2 separate regions of the Homo sapiens genome follow, and region 1 is linked to region 2. Evidence: read pairs that join two places in POLR2A ChIA-PET (ENCODE). Cell type or tissue: Panc1. All regions are shown on one strand. Links, peaks and the distances in the headings refer to the core of each region. The heading gives the core; the rest is flanking DNA. Region 1 overlaps SPATS2L (spermatogenesis associated serine rich 2 like). Region 2 overlaps C2orf69 (chromosome 2 open reading frame 69).

Evidence for each region. Peaks named below come from ENCODE experiments on the same cell type or tissue, not always from the same donor. Only the 100,000 strongest peaks of a DNase experiment are listed, where the experiment ranks them.
Region 1: POLR2A ChIA-PET joins it to region 2 with 5 read pairs; 1 of 35 experiments calls an interaction of 5 or more read pairs at or near these places.

What each region holds. Positions count from the first base shown.
Region 1 is chr2:200,351,724-200,360,651 of GRCh38, reverse strand. The region is part of intron 2 of SPATS2L (spermatogenesis associated serine rich 2 like); the gene reads right to left. Among named protein-coding and RNA genes, the nearest start is that of SPATS2L, 49 kb to the right of the region's middle. In Panc1, for the core only: no CTCF peak of the experiment used is centred there; no DNase peak of the experiment used is centred there; H3K27ac peaks cover 2,462 bases.
Region 2 is chr2:199,919,139-199,928,066 of GRCh38, reverse strand. C2orf69 (chromosome 2 open reading frame 69) reads right to left here. Exons shown (of 2, transcript NM_153689.6): 2 at 1-3,005. The coding sequence ends at 2,181. Among named protein-coding and RNA genes, the nearest start is that of C2orf69, 12 kb to the right of the region's middle. RefSeq lists an enhancer at 5,762-6,263. In Panc1, for the core only: no CTCF peak of the experiment used is centred there; no DNase peak of the experiment used is centred there; H3K4me3 peaks cover 218 bases; H3K27ac peaks cover 1,546 bases.

The DNA.
Region 1 (8,928 bases), core at 2,430-4,929, 430 kb before region 2:
TGCCACCTGCTTCCCCTCCCCCAAGGAGGAGCGGCTTATCTCCTAGGTTCATTTGAAAGAATAAACAGGGTAACCCCCCTTCCTCTCCCCACTCCGATAGGATCCTTCTGCCTGCCGGCAAAGAGGGTAACTTTCCACCTGCTCTTGGCCATGCAATAAGCTTTGGGTGCAGGCCCTGCCCCTGGTTGGGGAGGACAGAGGTAGAGAAGGGGATGTAATGTCCCACTCTGCCTGTAACTGGGTCTCCTTACTGCAGGGGCGAAGTATTGGCAAACCATGCTGGCCCTGATCTAAAGACACATTTTCCAGTGAGCTTTTATCAGAAAGAAAGCTGACATTTTACTCTCCTCTTGCCTGACTGCCCTCTCTCTCAACATTACCTGGCACACTGTAGGAAACTAGTAAACAATTTTTGAAGAAGAGAATAAATGGACTTGGGTGGACCAGTTAGCTGACCTTCTAAAACCCCAGTGAAATTGTTCTGAACTTGAGGCTCTATGTATTTTTTATCACTCACCCCATAGTTGTAGTGCTTGCACATGGACCATATATGTTATTTATTTATAAAGGTTAAACATGTGCTTCTGTATTAATATATCACATACTTTATAGAAATATTCTAAAATAGAAATTTGAAAAGATATGGAAAAAGATGTTAATATAAGCTCCAATATATTCTTACACCCCCAAAGGATTATTTTGAGCACTCCACTTTGGAGCCCACTGGTCTAGAATTTCAGTACTGTAGAAGTTCAGAAGAGAAGGACTTAGAAGTCTGGAGTAGTCCAGACAGACTCAGCTGGACTGGAAGGGCCCTGGTTCACAGCCGTGCACTCCTTGCCACATGCTGTAAGATGACTTTCCATTTGCAGAAGATGCTCAGTGTATATGTGTTGAAATGAACTGGAAGGAGGTGAGGACTGAGCTAACAGTTGCTGAATGGCCAGGATTTACAGAGCTAGAAGGAAAATGGGAGGTGCATGCCAAATAAGACTTCTCTGGGAATACTTTATTCCAAGAACAGGCTTATCACACAAATGGGATAGAAGTTGGCTTTCATCACACTGACTTGAGCGCCAATATATTGCAGAGTAACAGGAAATAATGTTAGTCATTGGAAGACAGAGAAGAGTCAAAGTGGCAGGTTACCTTGAACAATGAAATAAAGGTAGAGAAATCTGGATTTGATTTGCTGTAGAATGAAATATGGAACCATTCAACATTTTAAAGATACAAACATCATCATGATATCTATGTTTTGTGAAGATTATTCTGAGGTTAGGGTGCAAGCTGGATGGAAAAAAAACTGGATTTGGTTAGAGCAGCTCAGAAGAGTCTGTAGTGAGACTATCAGAGTTTGATTAGAGTGATAAAGGTGGTAATAATGAAGAAAGTATGAAACTGAACATCAATTAGAAAGAATATGATCAAGCCTCAGTAAAATATGGAGGAAGAAAGAGAAGAAACCAAATACTCCTAGAAATGATTCCACCATTTAAAAACTAAACAACCCTAATTGATTTCTTGAAGTTTTTTATCCTGATTTGCTAGAGTAAGTAACAACAGTGTGAGTTGATATTTCCTTACTCCTATTTAAAAGCTTGGGGCTCAGCCTCTAACCTCAAAGAAAATTTGTGTGTGTGTGTATTTTTTTTTTTAAGAGTCAGGGTCTCACTCTGTCATGTTGTCCAGGCTGGAGTGCAGTGGTATAATCATGGCTCACTGCAACTTTGAACTCCTGGGCTCAAGGGATCCTCCCCTTCAGCCTCTCGAGTAGCTAGGACCACAGGTGTGCACTGCCACGCCTGGCTAATTTTAAATTTTGTTTTTAGATAGAGATGGGATCTCACTATGTTGCCTGGTCTCAAACTCCTGGCCTCAAGTGATCCTCCTGCCTTGACCTCCCAAAGTGCTGGGATTACAGGTATGGCCCACTGCATCCAGCTAAAAAACTCTTAAACATGGAAGATGGACCAAATTTTCAAGAGCCCAAGATATTACTACATTTGCTTGAAGATGCAATTTAGAAATGGCACTCTGCCTTAAAAAAAAAAAAGGAAATATCACCTTTGTGTGTATGTAGTGAATAACTCCTGATTTTCTGCATGTGAGTGAGCAGAGCAATCTGGTCAACCACAAGATGAAGACCAATATTAAATTCACGTACCTTTGCAGCCAGGTTTTTCCTGTATGTGAACTCCACTGTATTTCTAGCCATAGAATTTAGCTCTAAGATAATTTAGCCAAATGAATACTAAAAGACATGGAATAGCGGTGTAGGTCATGAAAATGCTGGAAGAAAAAGAAGTCCAAGCATTTTCATCAACTAGTGCTAATTCTGTGAACAGGTTATATGATGTGCCTGCATTTGTACAGTTCATCTTTTGAAACCTGTGTGCTAGATCCCTCAATGGCTTATTCTGAAAATGGTCTCCTAAGATGGTAAGAAATGACCAAAAATTACATAAAGCTCACTTTCCAAATAGAGTTATGCAGAAAATAATCTGCCATCTGGCTTTCTGGCTAACTTCACTTCTTTCCTTTTAGGCAGATATTATTTTATCCAGACCACACAGTTTGTTCGTCTAGTTGGTTCACGAAAATTTCAGAACATGACTCTGTAACAGGAATGTTTGGCAAGTGACAGAACAGTAGCTGCTTAACATCAGGCCAGTTTCCTTGTCTCAGTGGTTAAGCAAGTCTCTCCCAGGCTATGTGTGCTTGGGTGCCTTCAGTTATAAATTCAAACTGATGATTTGATGACATCTTTGATATCTCTCAAAGATCACGTCTCCAATGCACTTTGAGACATGTATTGCTCGCGTACATATACTGATGCTCAAAAATTAACTACGAAGACTTTAAAACCCAGTGCTACTTCATGAGAAACATTATGATAGTCTACTTGAATGCAGATTGATCTAAACCAAGTCAATGTACTTGTCATTTCATGTGAAATGGGAGTAAAGTTTCCCTATTCTTGTTACATAAAAAACAACCTGTGCTTTAAAATTTAGCCAAGTTGTGCTGGAGTATGGAAAAAGTAATTTGGTCTGGGTTGGCTTTTCAAAACCATAATCTAAGAAAAGAGGCATCTGATTTTTAAAAAATCAGATAAGTTGTATAGTTACTTTTCCCCCTCTCTACATTTTTCAAAAGGCAGAAATCAATGGTCTTTGTAACCACCTACCTGTCTCCAAAGAAAGTGACAGGCTGAGCTGAAAGTTAGAGCCTCCAAACTTCTGCCAATGTAAGGGAGGAAGGCTTTTAATGACACTATGGGCTTGGCATTATTTCTCAGTGGCCTCACTTAGCCAGCAATGCTAAGGGCTCCAGCAGAGCCTAAAGCATAATTCTACAGACACTGACAATGAAAGGACTTTCAGGAATGTAGTAACCGATCCTACAGAAGCAGTTTAGAAGGGAAAACACATGTCCAAAAAAATCTGGCCCCAAACAGAGGTGGAATGAACAGAATTCAACATCTGTGAAGAATGTTGGATGATGACATTATAGTTCTCAAGAAAATATTCAGTAACAACTTCACACAATTTTAATAAACACAGTTTATCTAGATCCTTGAAAGTAACAATTCCATTGCTATGGTTTGAATGTATCCCTTAAAGTTCATGTGTTGGAAACTTAATCCCCAATGCAGCAGTGCTGGGGGGAGTGATTAGGTCATGATGGCTCTGCCCTCATAAATGATTAATGTCCTTATTGCAGGAGTGGGTTAGTTATCTGGAGAGTGGCTTTGTTGTAAAAGCAAGGTGAGCCCCCTCTTGCTCTCTTGCCAGCCATGAGATGAAGGCAGCACAAAGGCCCTCCCTTCACCAGACACCAATGCCATACTTCCTAGCCTCCAGAACCATGAGCCAAATAAACTTCTGTTCACAAACTACACAATCTAGAGTATTCTGTTATACAAAATAGGCTGACATCCATGATCCCTAAAGCGTTATTAGTCATTTACCAAGCCATCCTCAGATTTTTATTTCCTATTGAATCTAGTTGATAAGTTATATTGCTCATTTGCATAATTCCATTTCCTCCACTATGTCTTTGATCCAGAGCATGACATCATGTAGTCAGAGAATGGAAAATGTTTCTATATTTTGGGAGAAAAAAAAGCAATGTTTGTGATAACCCATTTTTTTCCCTCCTTCTAAGCTAAACACTTATAATTCTTAACACATGTTTTTTTCTTGGAACCATTTTTTTACTTCTGGCTTTATGTAAAATGTGAGAATTTTCTGTCTCAGAAAATGGCACTAGTTCATCTCTTATGATGTCCCCATTGTATGTTCATTGCCAGTGAGACAAATCTGTTTAGTGCCATCATTATTATTACTATAAACAGACCTGTATAATGTGCTTTTATGCATGTTTATCATTTTCAGTTTCAGAACTGTGTTATTTAGGCCTTGATCAGAAAGGTTTTCATATGAATAATGAGCCTGACTTTCTGGTCTGAAATTCCAATACACTTTATAGATAGATACACATAATACCCATTTACCGTGGACTGACTTGTAATTCAAATAAGAAATTCAAAACCACAGGTGTAAATGTACTATTAGTGTTGGGCTTTGACTTGTAAACAGGAATATAATTCATGAATTCCGTTAATTATTTAGTCAACCATTACATAGATATTTCTCAGTCAAGTTGTAAAATCTTAACATTCAGGTTTTAAGTGTGTTTTACAGGTACACACGATAATCTTAATCTCTAAAGACTTGGAAATAAGGAAACAACCTTCTTTATTTCCTTATGAAATAAGACTCAGTCATCTAATTTTCACCTTCCAGGTGTAAGGATCTTATAAAATAGCATAATACTGAAGTCAGAGACAGTCTGAAATTGTCTGAATTATATTCTGTCTTCTAATTACCTGCAAATGTGTTTGCTTCACTGTTTAAAAAGACATAGATGTATGTGTCTGCATAAACATATTTGTATACACAGTGGAATACGGAATGGAAGGAGAACTCAATTCAGAACTTCTAGTCCTGCTTTCCGCAACTCAAATGTATCAAGTTCTCTGACTCCCAGTCTCACCATCTGTAAAGCAGCTGTGAAGAACAATCGTGTGTGGAAACCTTTTGTAAAGAGTGAAACAGAAATCACTAAATGCATATGAGATTTGTGTGTTTGTGTGTGTGGTTGCTATAGCTTGACCCAATTCACAGCAACATGACAATGAATGGGGCTTGTCCTCCTTATCTGTCTCACAGACATCCAGATTTTTAAAAAGGATACTTGTAAATCCAAATGAATCAAAGTAAATGAAGGTAGAAAGAATCACACCACATTAGAGAAAATACTGAGGAGCCCACCAGGTCCAGCCCAGAGGCTATGTCTGGGGTGAGACCCCCTAACTGTGTCTTTTGCACAGCTTCTCCTTCCATTCCAGAAACCACGATTTTTCCAGAAGGGCCAAGTTTTTCCACAGGCGGTCTCCACAGCAGTGCCACAGTGGCTCTGGCATTGAGGGGGACAGACAGCAGGCGGGTGAAGGGCAAAGAGGGGAAACAAAAGAGATGTCTGAAAAGGGAGAGATAGAGGAAGGGCGGCCTTTTATGTCTACGGGAAACCTGTTTGTCAAGTTCTTGTAAGTCAGGGATTGTACGTATATCCAACCATACTTTACTACAATTAAAAAAAAAAGTCATTCACGGTTGACATTTCCTAAATGTCATGTATAGCTACGAAACACAACCCTGGCAAGATGTCAAAGGTACTGCCTTTGTTGTTAAAATCTGGTTTGTTCAGGCACAGCAAATAACTAACAAACTCATGGCCATTTTCTCTTAAATCGAAAAATATTTTCTGATGTATCCCAAAAAGCGCTTTTAAAATACATCTACAGACAGTTAAAAGCTATTTGTATTTTCTACAAACTATCCCTCCAAATGGGAAGAAAGGAGAGGAATAAGAATCCTTGGCAACAGCTAGCCTCTCGCAATGGTGAGGGCTTGAAAGGCACGAGAATGAAGTGGGTAAGTGGGAAGAAAAGGCTGAACTCCATTCTCTTTTTTTTTGAGACGGAGTCTTGCTCTGTCGCCCAGGCTGAAGTGCAATGGCACAATCTCAGCTCACTGCAACCTCCACCTCCTGGGTTCAAGCGATTCTCCTGCCTCAGCCTCCTGAGTAGCTGGGATTACAGGTGCCAGCCAGCATGCTCAGCTAATTTTTGTATTTTTAGTAGAGACGGGATTTCACCATGTTACCAGATTGGTCTCAAACTCTCGGCCTCAAGCAGTCCTCCCACCTCGGTCTTCCAAAGTGCTGGGATTACAGGTGTGAGCCATCGCGCCCGACCTGAACTTGATTCTTTACTAGGGCTGGCTACACTGTCCAAGACCTATGGCTCCACTTCTAGGATCACAGGGTAAAGTTAAAGTCATCTCATTGTATGAGAGCGAGGAACATCAACACCCCTTTCTATTCAGAGCAGAGAGCCTTCACTAAATTCCATGGTCTTGGCTATGCATCTTTCCCTCTTTGGGATAAATGACAGGGTCTGAGCTAATGATTCACATTGTTAAAATTACAGACCGAGGCAAATAATTATTCATGGTTAGTTAAGCTTAAGTTTGCTCCAACATGCCTTCCTGAAGTGATTCCTCTCAAAAACAAACTTACTTGGGAAATGTTTAACTTCATTAAGCCCTCACTGACATCAAGAAGGTATATTTCCAATGGACACCACCATGCAAAATATGGATTGGACAACTTAACTGAAGGCCCACTTTGCTATTTATGGAATGTTCTCTTCTCACTATAAAGAGAGGACCAGAGTTCTGCCAAGAAAATGTAAAAGCTGTAGTTTCCTACAATAGTGGTGCATATTTCTGTTTTAGACCACGGCACAGTACTTGTAGAAGTCATTGCTTCAGTAAGAGTTGATTATGTGTTCATTTCTCAAGGACAATGGGTCTGAGTGGCAAATACCTTCAGAATTTTTTTTTTTTAGGGATAAGCTAAACTAAGTCAGATTTCTTTGTGAAATAGGGGATGTGGCAAAACAAAGGGTGGTTAGATTCAAAGTTTGAAAATTTTGGGTATCATAGCTATTGGAGGTAGGGAATGGTAAAGGGTTGGAAGAGGGTGGAAATATCCAGGGACCACATCCATTTGCTCTTCTTGTTTTCTGCTTCAGGGGTAGTGACTTCTTTTGAAAAATGAGAGGTTTATTTTCATAACAGGCAGTGAGGAATAGTTAGGCAGATGTGTGTGGGTTGGTTCTGGCCCTTGATTAGCAGACAGGAATGATACTGCCTTTAAGTTTCACCAAATATATCCGTCAAAACACATACAAGGGACCTCCACTTGGATTGCACAATCAAGATCCCAAATTTCAACGCAGCGATCAAGCTGTTTTAGGAAAGTTTAAATGGAGCCAAATTTCCATTTCCAGAACTGTTCTCAGATGTGGTTAACAGATTACATGGACTTTTTCATCTCCTCTTCTTTGCTCCTCTAGGTTGAAAAGTCTAAAATCAAGGTATTTTTGAAAATTTTTCTGTGTTTTGATCAAGGAAGTCCTTGATAGAGGCCAGATGTCATTCTGCTACCAGAGTATCCTTTCTCAGAACCACAGCAAGAATGTTCCCAAACCTTTTAAAGAAAGTACATGCCATGTACAACATGTAGATGCTGTTGTCAGAGTAGTTCAGACTTTGGGCAGCTAAAATTGGAATGTGGCTTTGAGAACACTAGAAAGTTCACTGTGTGGCTGTGCATGTGTGTCAATGTGGGTGTTCCCCTCCCCTGCTTTCTCATTTTTTTCCCTCATACATGCAGGTTTTTGTGCTGTTAATCCTCTTGGAATGTAGCTCTTATCAGCACCTAGAGGAATTCATTACCCCTTCACCTTCGCTGTTCACCAGCCCATGAGGCTAAGGAACAAGAAAGCAATTGTCTGCAGAGCTGAACCCTGAATTCAGGTGTGCTGGCACTGAGTTACTGTCTACCTGATTTTTCCTATAATCAAAAGGGAAGGGGAAAAATTAATAATGCTTCCCTCTCCAAGGGAGCAGGAGGAAAAGAGCCTTCAGGAACAGAGGCTAAGGCCCCCTGCCATTAAATCCAGCTATTCTAGAGCTAAGGGTTAAAAAAGGAAAAAAAAAGCAGCAGGTTAGCAGATTCACAAGAGATCCTAAGCTGTGTCTGCGTAACAGAGCAAATGATCAATACAGTGGAGGTGAAAACTAGTTAAGCCTGTTATTTGGGATAATGTTTAAAAGAGAGAGAGAAAATCGAGCTTGTTTACCATATATATATATATATATATATATATATATATATATATATATATATATATATATATATAAAAACTGCTGGTTATATAGCCTCAAAACCAAAATATTTTGTATTTTATATAGAGCTGCAAAAACTCATTTTATGGTCTTTAAGTATATGCCCTTTTCTATCACCCTTAAATTGTCAGTTTTGTTCACACAAGAAAAGAAACTCAGAATACAAATACAGCACTACCTTTTTTGGTTGTAAACCATGAGGCATTGCTACACTGTCAGGCATTTACAAAAAGCAAAAGGCAAGACACAAACACCCATCAGTCTCTGGCTCTTTCTTCAAGCACGTAAACTGAGATGTACACTGAAATGGGAAACTACCCAAGCCAGAAAGGTAGCCAAACAGACTGGAAAAGAGATATAGCAACATTCTTAGAATCCATTAAAAGGCAATAGAAAGCAACCATTAACTGAACAACACTCAAACAGATTGACAAGATAGAACTGAAATGGCACAGGGGGCTTCCACCCTCTTAAAGAGCCGTGTCAAGGAGCAGGGGATTTATAACCAAAACCCTCAGATATTTCTAGAAGCCAACAGGGAAACCTTATACCAAAGACTACATCATTGTTAGCTATGTTTTTACAAGGTTGATTTATAGTTGCA
Region 2 (8,928 bases), core at 3,660-6,159:
AATATATTTTCATTCCAGAAAATATTTTGTCTTTTCAACACTGTCTCATTTTGCTATGATGGCAGTTTTGTGTACCTGGTGACTTACTCTTAATACCCATTCAACATGTAACAATTATAATTAAGCATTCACATACTGGATAGACAACCTAGATTTTTAAATATGTCTGATTTTTTAAAATTATTTTTAAATGAATTATTCTGCTAAATGTCTTACTTTTCCATTTCAGTTAATCATGTGAAAATAAATGCTTTTTCTTCCCCTTATAGAATTCAGTAACTCAGCTATTTTCCTTTAGATACATGTGAATTTAGCCAAGGATTATTAAACAAATAGAAAAAAAGCCATCCAATCATAGTGCTTAAAGGCAATGTAATATGTAAAATGTTAAAATCAGGCTGATTTATTTCCTTGATGGGAATTTTTGGTCTCAAAAGAAACGAGGTATTTAAAGAAACTGAAGCAACATAATACTACTTTGTCTTTAAAAAAAAAAAAAAAGCCATTTAGAGATGCTGTTCTGCAGTTTATAAAATTAAGTGTTAAAACACCAAAAAGAAATGTTATTTTTAAACATTTGTTAAGAATCCTTTCTCATGAATCTCTGAATATTTGGAATGTATTTATGGAGTCATTAAAATATAATTCTGGGAAGAAACCAAGAAATTAACATTTTTATTCTATATGGCTTTATAAATCTAGGTCTTCTGGGTCATTAAGGTATTAAGCTTCAGTGTCTTTTTTTTTTTTTTTTTTTTAGTCCTAAAGCAGCATGTTACTTCCCTGCTATTTCATTACCTGCAAAAGCTAATTATTAATAAACAACAAACTGCTCACCTTTTATTGTAATCACCCAATTACAATGTCAATGTTGGTTGACATTTATTAGATCTGGATTTCTCAAAGTGTATTTATCTAGGTCAAGAAAAACGGGCAGAAGGAAACTTCACCCAAATTATGTAGCAGTGTTAAGCAAATTCAGTTTTTGAGCCAAAATTAAATCATTTGTGTCTTCAAACTTTCCCTTGTAACTTTTCTTATAGCAATGTAATTTTGCATTTTGGCCAAAGAGAGCTATTTTCTTTTGGCAGACAAAATCATGCTTCTGGAGAAACATTGACTTAGATCTATGGAATCTGTTTCCTTTTTAATAGAGCTCTAACAAATAGAGCATTATATATTTATTTTATCCAAGTTGATCCTTTCAAAAAGACTGATATAATGAAAAATTTGAAATTTGCTCTGTAGTACATTTTTATCCAATATACATAAATATGCTCAATTTAAAGCAATTTTCCAAAACAACTGGTTTTTGGACAAGATTCAAGAAACCCCAGAATGTCTTACCCAAAATAATGATAAACTGACAATTAAAAATTAAACAATAGTGCTTAAGTGTAATTTTGTTTTGTTTTGTTTTAGAGATGAAGTCCCACTATGTTGCCCAGGTTGGAGTGCAGTAGCTAGTCACAAACACAATTATGGTGAACCACACAGCCTGGGCTCAAGCAATCCTCCTGCCTTAGCCTCCTGAGTAGCTGGAACTAAAGGCACGTGCCACCACACCTGGCTATGTTTTTAAAAACCACCTTTACACTATTGTACACTTGTGGACATTTGGAAACAAATATATGTTGACTCTCATGAGAAAAGTACTTGGTGACACATGAAAGAATGAGTCAAGGAGTTTACAAAAACACAAAAGGCAGGGTGCAGTTATTCCAAAATGATAGAAAACAGCATCGTACCTTTGCTTTTGTTTGAAGAGAAATGAAAATATTTCCACTCAAAATAGCTAATTACTGTTAAAATGTCACCAAATTAGTTTAAAACATTACTCAGAAAATCAGTTATTTCCAACAGTAACAATTTTAGTTACCTTTTATAAGAACAATGTTGTAACTTTCATTTTAAGGGTCTTATATCTCCTCAGCATTATTACAAACCACCTTGTTAGATTTCAAATTAACTAATTCTAACTCAATCCAAATTAATAACTGCTCACATTCACAAGCAAAAAATACTATTGCACATTACACTCACATTTTAGGAATGTGTGCTTCCCCCCATACCCCAAAACTGACAATGCAGCTATGAATTACATCCCATTATCTGAATTTATAACACTCAAAAGTGCTTATGTTCTTCCACTGAACAAGTTCATTAATATACCTGTAATCTCAAAATACTTCATGAACCCTGAAGTGATTCTCTATGGAAGGAGCTTCCTTTGTAAAATGAATTTGGCTAGTCACCTGCATACCAAGATCCCCAAGTATCTGAACAAATTTCTTGTGCTCCTTTCCAATCCAAGATCTCATTGGATCACGTACTTGGTAAGGTGTTACATGAGTGTGAACGATAATTCCTGTTTGTGCAAATTCTTTCAAGACTTCTGGATAAGTAACCCAAGTATTGCTTCCTCCAGAATGACCACCATCCAGCCAATACATTGTTCTTATGCTTTTGATAAAAGCATCTATGTTCTTGTCTTTCTTGGCTTCTTTCAATTCAAAAAGCAACTGATTCAAAACAACACAACCTTTACTGAATCCAATCAAAGTAAAAGATGCGTCATTTAGTGATGGTGGATAAAAACTCATGGCAGACTCATCAGATTTTTCACAGGTCCTCACTTTTTCTCCCTGGCAACCATTCGTAGTATGAGAAGGACTGGATCTACAGTTAGATGCTATGGAGTCCTTATTCCAAACATTCAAACTTTTCTTTGATAAACTATTCTGACTTAAATTAAAAGCATTAACTAATAACATATAAAGGTGCTTAAAAGCTCCAAAGTCAGTATTGTGTTCTGGGGCACCAAACATGTTACTTTTCACAAAATTGTCATAGCAGCTGAATTTGTGCAAATGCATTCGGGAACATTTTATCACCCAAATATAACTATTGGGGAACCGGTGGGCTAAAATGGTAGCAACATTTTCTAGACTCCAGTTTTCCCATTGATAATTCTCAGGATGACGAGTCATAATTTCATGGTAATTCTGAAAGGTAAGAAAGATGAAATAAGTATTAAATACATATTTACATAAAATGATTTCCACAAAATAAGTTTCCATTTTTATTGTGGAGAAGGGATGTTACAATGACCTATGGTTAATGTACACTAGAAATGAAAACTATAAATTTGTCATTACTTTCTAGTAATAAGATTTTTGAACCAATTACTTCTTCAGTTTAAGCCTGAAATCTATCAAGAGACAAGGAAGTAAGTTATACCTACATGAAACAGTAAAAAGTTTTTAAAAATTTAATTTTGAAGGGTTATAGGTATGTTTAACAAATTTTATTTAGTATATACATATAATCAATTTTCCTAACACATCAACTGAAAATATAAATTTGGTTCACTAGATAGACTTTTTGACCAACACAGAATCTTAAAATATTTCCCTAAGTTGCCATTCTATACCCCTCCCTCTTTGGATTTCTCTAGCAACCTGAACACTATGTTCAATTTCAGATTTAGTATTATACACAAGGCTGCAATAAACATTATAGAAAACTCTTTGTACACATCTGTGATTATATCCTTAAATTCCTAGATATGGAAAAACTGGGTCAAAGAATATTTGTAATTTAAGTCTGGATTTCTACTCTTGCCTATTCATATCCTTTGCCCCTCATTCCCCATTTTCTGTGTGAGACAGGATCTCTGTCATCCAGGCTGGAGTGCAGTGGCATGATTATGGCTCACTGCAGCCTTGACCTATCAGGCTCAAGCAATCCTCCCTCCTCAGCCTCCGGAGTAGCTGGGACCACAGGTGCATATCATCACTTGTGGCTAACGTTTTTATTCTTTGTAGAGAGAAGGTCTCACTTTGTTGCACAGGCTGGTCTCAAACTCCTGGGCTAAACCATCCTCCTACCTCATTCTTCCAAAGTATTGGTATTATAGGCATGAGTCACCATACCCAGCCTCCTTTGCCCTTTTGTATTTACACCTTATTTATAAGCATTCTATATATACTAACCACAACTTTTTGTTTAGGTCCTAGGATGTGCATATAAATTGTCTTCCTTTTAATTTTACTCATACTGACTTTTTTTTAAAAGGGAGGTGATTCATTCAAATTTATTCATTTGTTCTATAAAATTTACTGGATACCTACCAGTTGGGCAGGGAGCAAAACAGACTAAACCCTTGTTCACATGGAGCTCACATTCTACTGCAGAGATACACAATAAACAACTCCACAAATAAATAGAGCAGCACTGTCCAACAGAAATAAAACATGAGCCACATTTAAAATTTTCAAGTGCCAGATTTTAAAAAGTAAAAAGTTAACAGGTGAAACTAATTTTAATCATTTCTTTTTTGAGCTAAATATATCCAAAATATCACAATCTCAACATGTAACCAATATTAAAAATTACTGGAGGATTCTTAACATTCTTTTTTCCTTCCTAAGTCTTTGAAATCCAGTGTGTATTTCGTACTTATAGTACATCTCAATTTGGATGCTAAATTTTCATCAGAAATACTTGATCTGAATTTGAATCTCATAAAATTTACAGCTGAAAAAGTAAACTCACATACCCAACTTGTTCCAAATATACTTAAAAGTTTTCCATTAACTGAACTGGGTATCCGTTATTTAATATACATTTAAATTAACCGAAATTAAATACAGTTACAAATATAGTTCCTCTATTAAATTTAGTTCCTCAAGTAGACTAACAACATTTTAAGTAGGCAATAGCCACAAGTGATTAGTGGCTACGATACTGGACAGTTCAAAACATATTAGACTTATAGCTTGGAAACATTTCAAAAAATATATATATTAGATGTTGGTAAGTACAACGGAACATAATAAAGCAGGAGAAAAGGAATACAAGGTGGAAAATTATTACTTAACACAGAATGGTCAGGAAAGGCTTCTCCAATAAAGTGATAGTTTGAAAGGACCTGAAGGAACTCAGAGAGTGAACCACGTGGGTATTTCAGGCAGAAGGAACTGTAACTGCAAAACGCCCTGAGGTGGGAGCTTGCCGGACATAACCCAGACACAGCAATGAGGTCAGTGTGGCTCCAGAGGAGTCAACAGTAGCAAATGTGATCACAAAGGGGGGCAGAGAGATGGTTTGGGGAAAAGGAGAGGTGCTGATCAGGCTTTTTAAGACACCACAAAGACTTCGGCTTTTGCTCTGAAAGGATCTGGAGCCAAGGGCTGATATATGCTTTGAAAATATTACTCTGGCTCCTAATAATGAAGGGGCAATAGCTGATGCAAGGAGACCGTTAAAAGGCTACTGAAATATAATCCTGATAAGAGAAGGTGGGTTGAATCAGAGTAGAAGTGGTCAAGTCCTGAATTTATTTTGGAGTTAGAGTCAACAGGATTTGCAAATGGATTGGATATAGAAGGTGAGAGAAAAATAAGATAAATGGTGTGAGTTTTCCTTATTTCTAATGGTGATATACAGTATCTATCAGTTTTAAATACACCTTCCTTTTGACTTAGTAATTCTTCGAGAAATTTATCTCATTGATATACTTACATATATGCATAAATAAATATGTATAAGGATATTTATTTCTGCTTCAAAAGAATGAGGCAGCTCTATGAGTACTCCTATGGGTTGTAAAATAAGGACTAAAAAATCCAGTACACTATGCAACCATTTGTATTTTTAAAAAAAGCCTGAGGCTGGGGGCGGCGGTTCACGCCTATAATCTCAGCACTTTGGGCGGCAGAGGCAGGCAAACCGCTTGAGTTTGAGACCAGCGTGAGCAACATGTGAAATCCTGTCTCTACAAAAAACAACAACAACAAAAATTGGCAGGGTGTGGTGGTGTGCCCCTGTAGTCCCAGCTACTCGGGAGGCTGAAGTGGGAAGATGGCTTGAGCCCAGGAGGTGGAGGTTGCTGTGAGCTGAGATTTTGCCACTGCACTGCAGCCTTGACAATAGAGTTAGACCTTGCCTCAAAAAAAAGAGAAAAAGAATAAGGAAAAAAACACATAAGTATAGAATGTCTCTGGAAGCATATATATATATATATATATATAAAAATAACAGTGGCAGCCTTGGGGAAGGGAAATGGGCAACTGGAGGGAATGGGGTGAAAGAATTACTTTTCAATGTAAAACCGTAAATAATCTGAACTTTTAGCAACATGCACATTTTCTCTATTTAAAAATAAAAACTAGTAAATACTACAAAAATTCTATATACAAAGGTACAGGTAAGATAGAAAAATCATCCATATAACCAATTAAAAATAATCATTAAAATTCTGATGTCTAGCAGTCGTTTTCTCTAGCATACACATATACAAGTATGTATACAAGGAAGCATTCTTCTCCCCCAACAAGCAATAAGCTTATACATAGTTTTCACTTAAAAATATATTATAGGCATGGTTCCATATCAATACAGATTTGCATCATAATTGTTAGACATCTAAGGTTAATACCAATTTACACTTTCACTGGAAACATAAAAGAGTGCTTATTTTCCCACATCTTTACCCATTCTTAATGCTGACGGCTATTAGCATCAATTTTTTAAAATCCTCGCTACTATGATAAAATGATATCTTACTTTTGATTTAATTTGCATGTTTTGATTCCCAATCAGGTTAAACATTGTTAACTGGCAGTTTTCATTTTTCTTTTGTTAATTTTCTGTTCATGTCCTGTGATAATTTTCCCACTATGATGTTCAATTCCTTCCTAAGTTACATTTCACTAATATTAGTAGTTTGCCATATATGTTAAAAATACTAATTCCCAGGCCGGGCACAGTAGCTCACGTCTGTAATCCCAGCACTTTGGGAGGCCGAGCCAGGCGGATCACGAGGTCAGGAGATGGGAGACCATCCTGGCCAACATGGTGAAACCCCGTCTCTACTAAAAATACAAAAATTAGCCAGGCATGGTGGCGCGTGCCTGTAGTCACAGCTACTCAGGAGGCTGAGGCAGAAGAATCGCTTGAACCCAGGAGGTGGAGGTTGCAGTGAGCCAAGACCGCGCCACTGCACTCCATCCTGGGTAACAGAGCAAGACTCCACCTCAAAAAAAAAAAAAAAAAAAAAAACTAATTCCTAGAAGGCCAACAAGTGACTTTTTTTTTTTTTTTTTTTTTGAGAGTCTCAGGCTCTGTCCCCCAGGCTGGAGTGCAGTGGCAAGATCTCGGCTCACTGCAACCTCTGCCTCCCGGGTTCATGCCATTCTCCTGCCTCAGCCTCCCGAGTAGCTGGGACTACAGGCGCGCGCCACCATGCCCGGCTAATTTTTTGTATTTTTAGTAGAGATGGGGTTTCACCATGTTAGCCAGGATGGTCTCCATCTCCTGACCTCGTGATCCACCCGCTTCGGTCTCCCAAAGTGCTGGGATTACAGGCATGAGCCACCGCGCCTGGCCCATCATTTGACTTTTTATGGATTCTGCTATTGCTTTCTGCACAATTATTTTATAATTAATGATATATCCAATTATCATGAAATCATAGGCACTTACATCTCGAAGGGCTCATCTAAATCCTTTTTATAGTTAAGGAACCTGAGGTCCTGGAAACTACAGTTATTTATATATTTATTTAGTTAATGAGCCAAAATGAACCTAGATTTTATGACTCTCAGTTTAGTCCTACCACATAGAAGGTGCTCTAAATCTAGAAACATGATATTTTCCTTGATTAGCCCCAGGTTCCACGATTAGAGGAAGGAGAATGCTTATTCTAAGGAACTGTATGCAGTAAAATGTAAAGATGGAATCATTACTGTGTGTCAAAGCCCAGATCTGGGAACAATGGAAACACACTTTCATATTCTAAAAAGAGGCACCAGACACCCCTCTAGGAGTTACTAAGAGGTAGCCCAAACTGGTTCTGCAACTGAGGCTGTTACCCACGGCCAATCTACAGAAAAGGTTAAAGACTAAGGAAAGAGAGAGATTTCTTTCAAGAGAGTTTTCATCCTAGTTGGGAATGCAATGCACTACTATCCCCATAAGAGGTAAGGGGTGAAAGGCCATGCTTCTCATCCCCAGTGAGGCAGGCCACAAGAGAATCTCTTGAGAGTTTAAAGAATGCCTACTACTCCAGTTAGATGCTTGCTGACCTGCAAAAACTCAGAGACCCACTCCAAACTGCTATTGAAGTAACGAACAATGGATTTTTAGGAAATCTTGACATGTGTCTCTAAGAGTTGGTAGACAAATGATAGATTCAAACTAAGTGTTCTGCCCTTAGAGCAGAGTGAACTTCTGCTACGGTTTGAATGTGTCCGCCAAAGTTCATGTTTTGTAAACTTAATCCCTAAAGCAACTATGATTAGAGGTGGGATCTTTAAGAGGTGATTAGGTCACAAGGGCTCTGCCCTCATGAATGGATTAATGGTTCTTGATAAAAGGATGAATTTGGCCTCTCCTTCCCCTCCTCCACTCCCTAGTGCTCTCTTGCCCTTCTGCCTTCCACCATGAGATGACAGGGCAAGAAGGCCCTCACCAGATGTAGGCCCCTCCTAACCTCCAGAATCATGAGCTAAATAAATTTCTGTTTATTATAAACATAAAGTGCACATCTGAAGTAAGCAGGCTAGAATGACCAGAACAGGGTCCAGCCTAAGAGAGCTGCCTGATAAAGCACAGGAAGCTCCAAGGTACATGACCAGGAGACACCACTTAGGGCATGATCGTCTATAGATCCTAACCTTTAGGAAAGCAAAACTTTTAAAGAGTTAAAACTGGAAATAACTCAAATGTTTATGAACTGCTGAATGGATAAACAAAGTATATATCCATACATAGAATACTACTCTGTAAATAAAAGGAACAGACTACTGGCTGGGCACAGTGGCTCACGCCTGCAATCCCAGCTCTTTGGGAGGCCAAGGCAGGAGGATCACTTAACCCCCGGGGTTTGAGACCAGCCTAGGCAACCTAATGAGACCCTCGTTT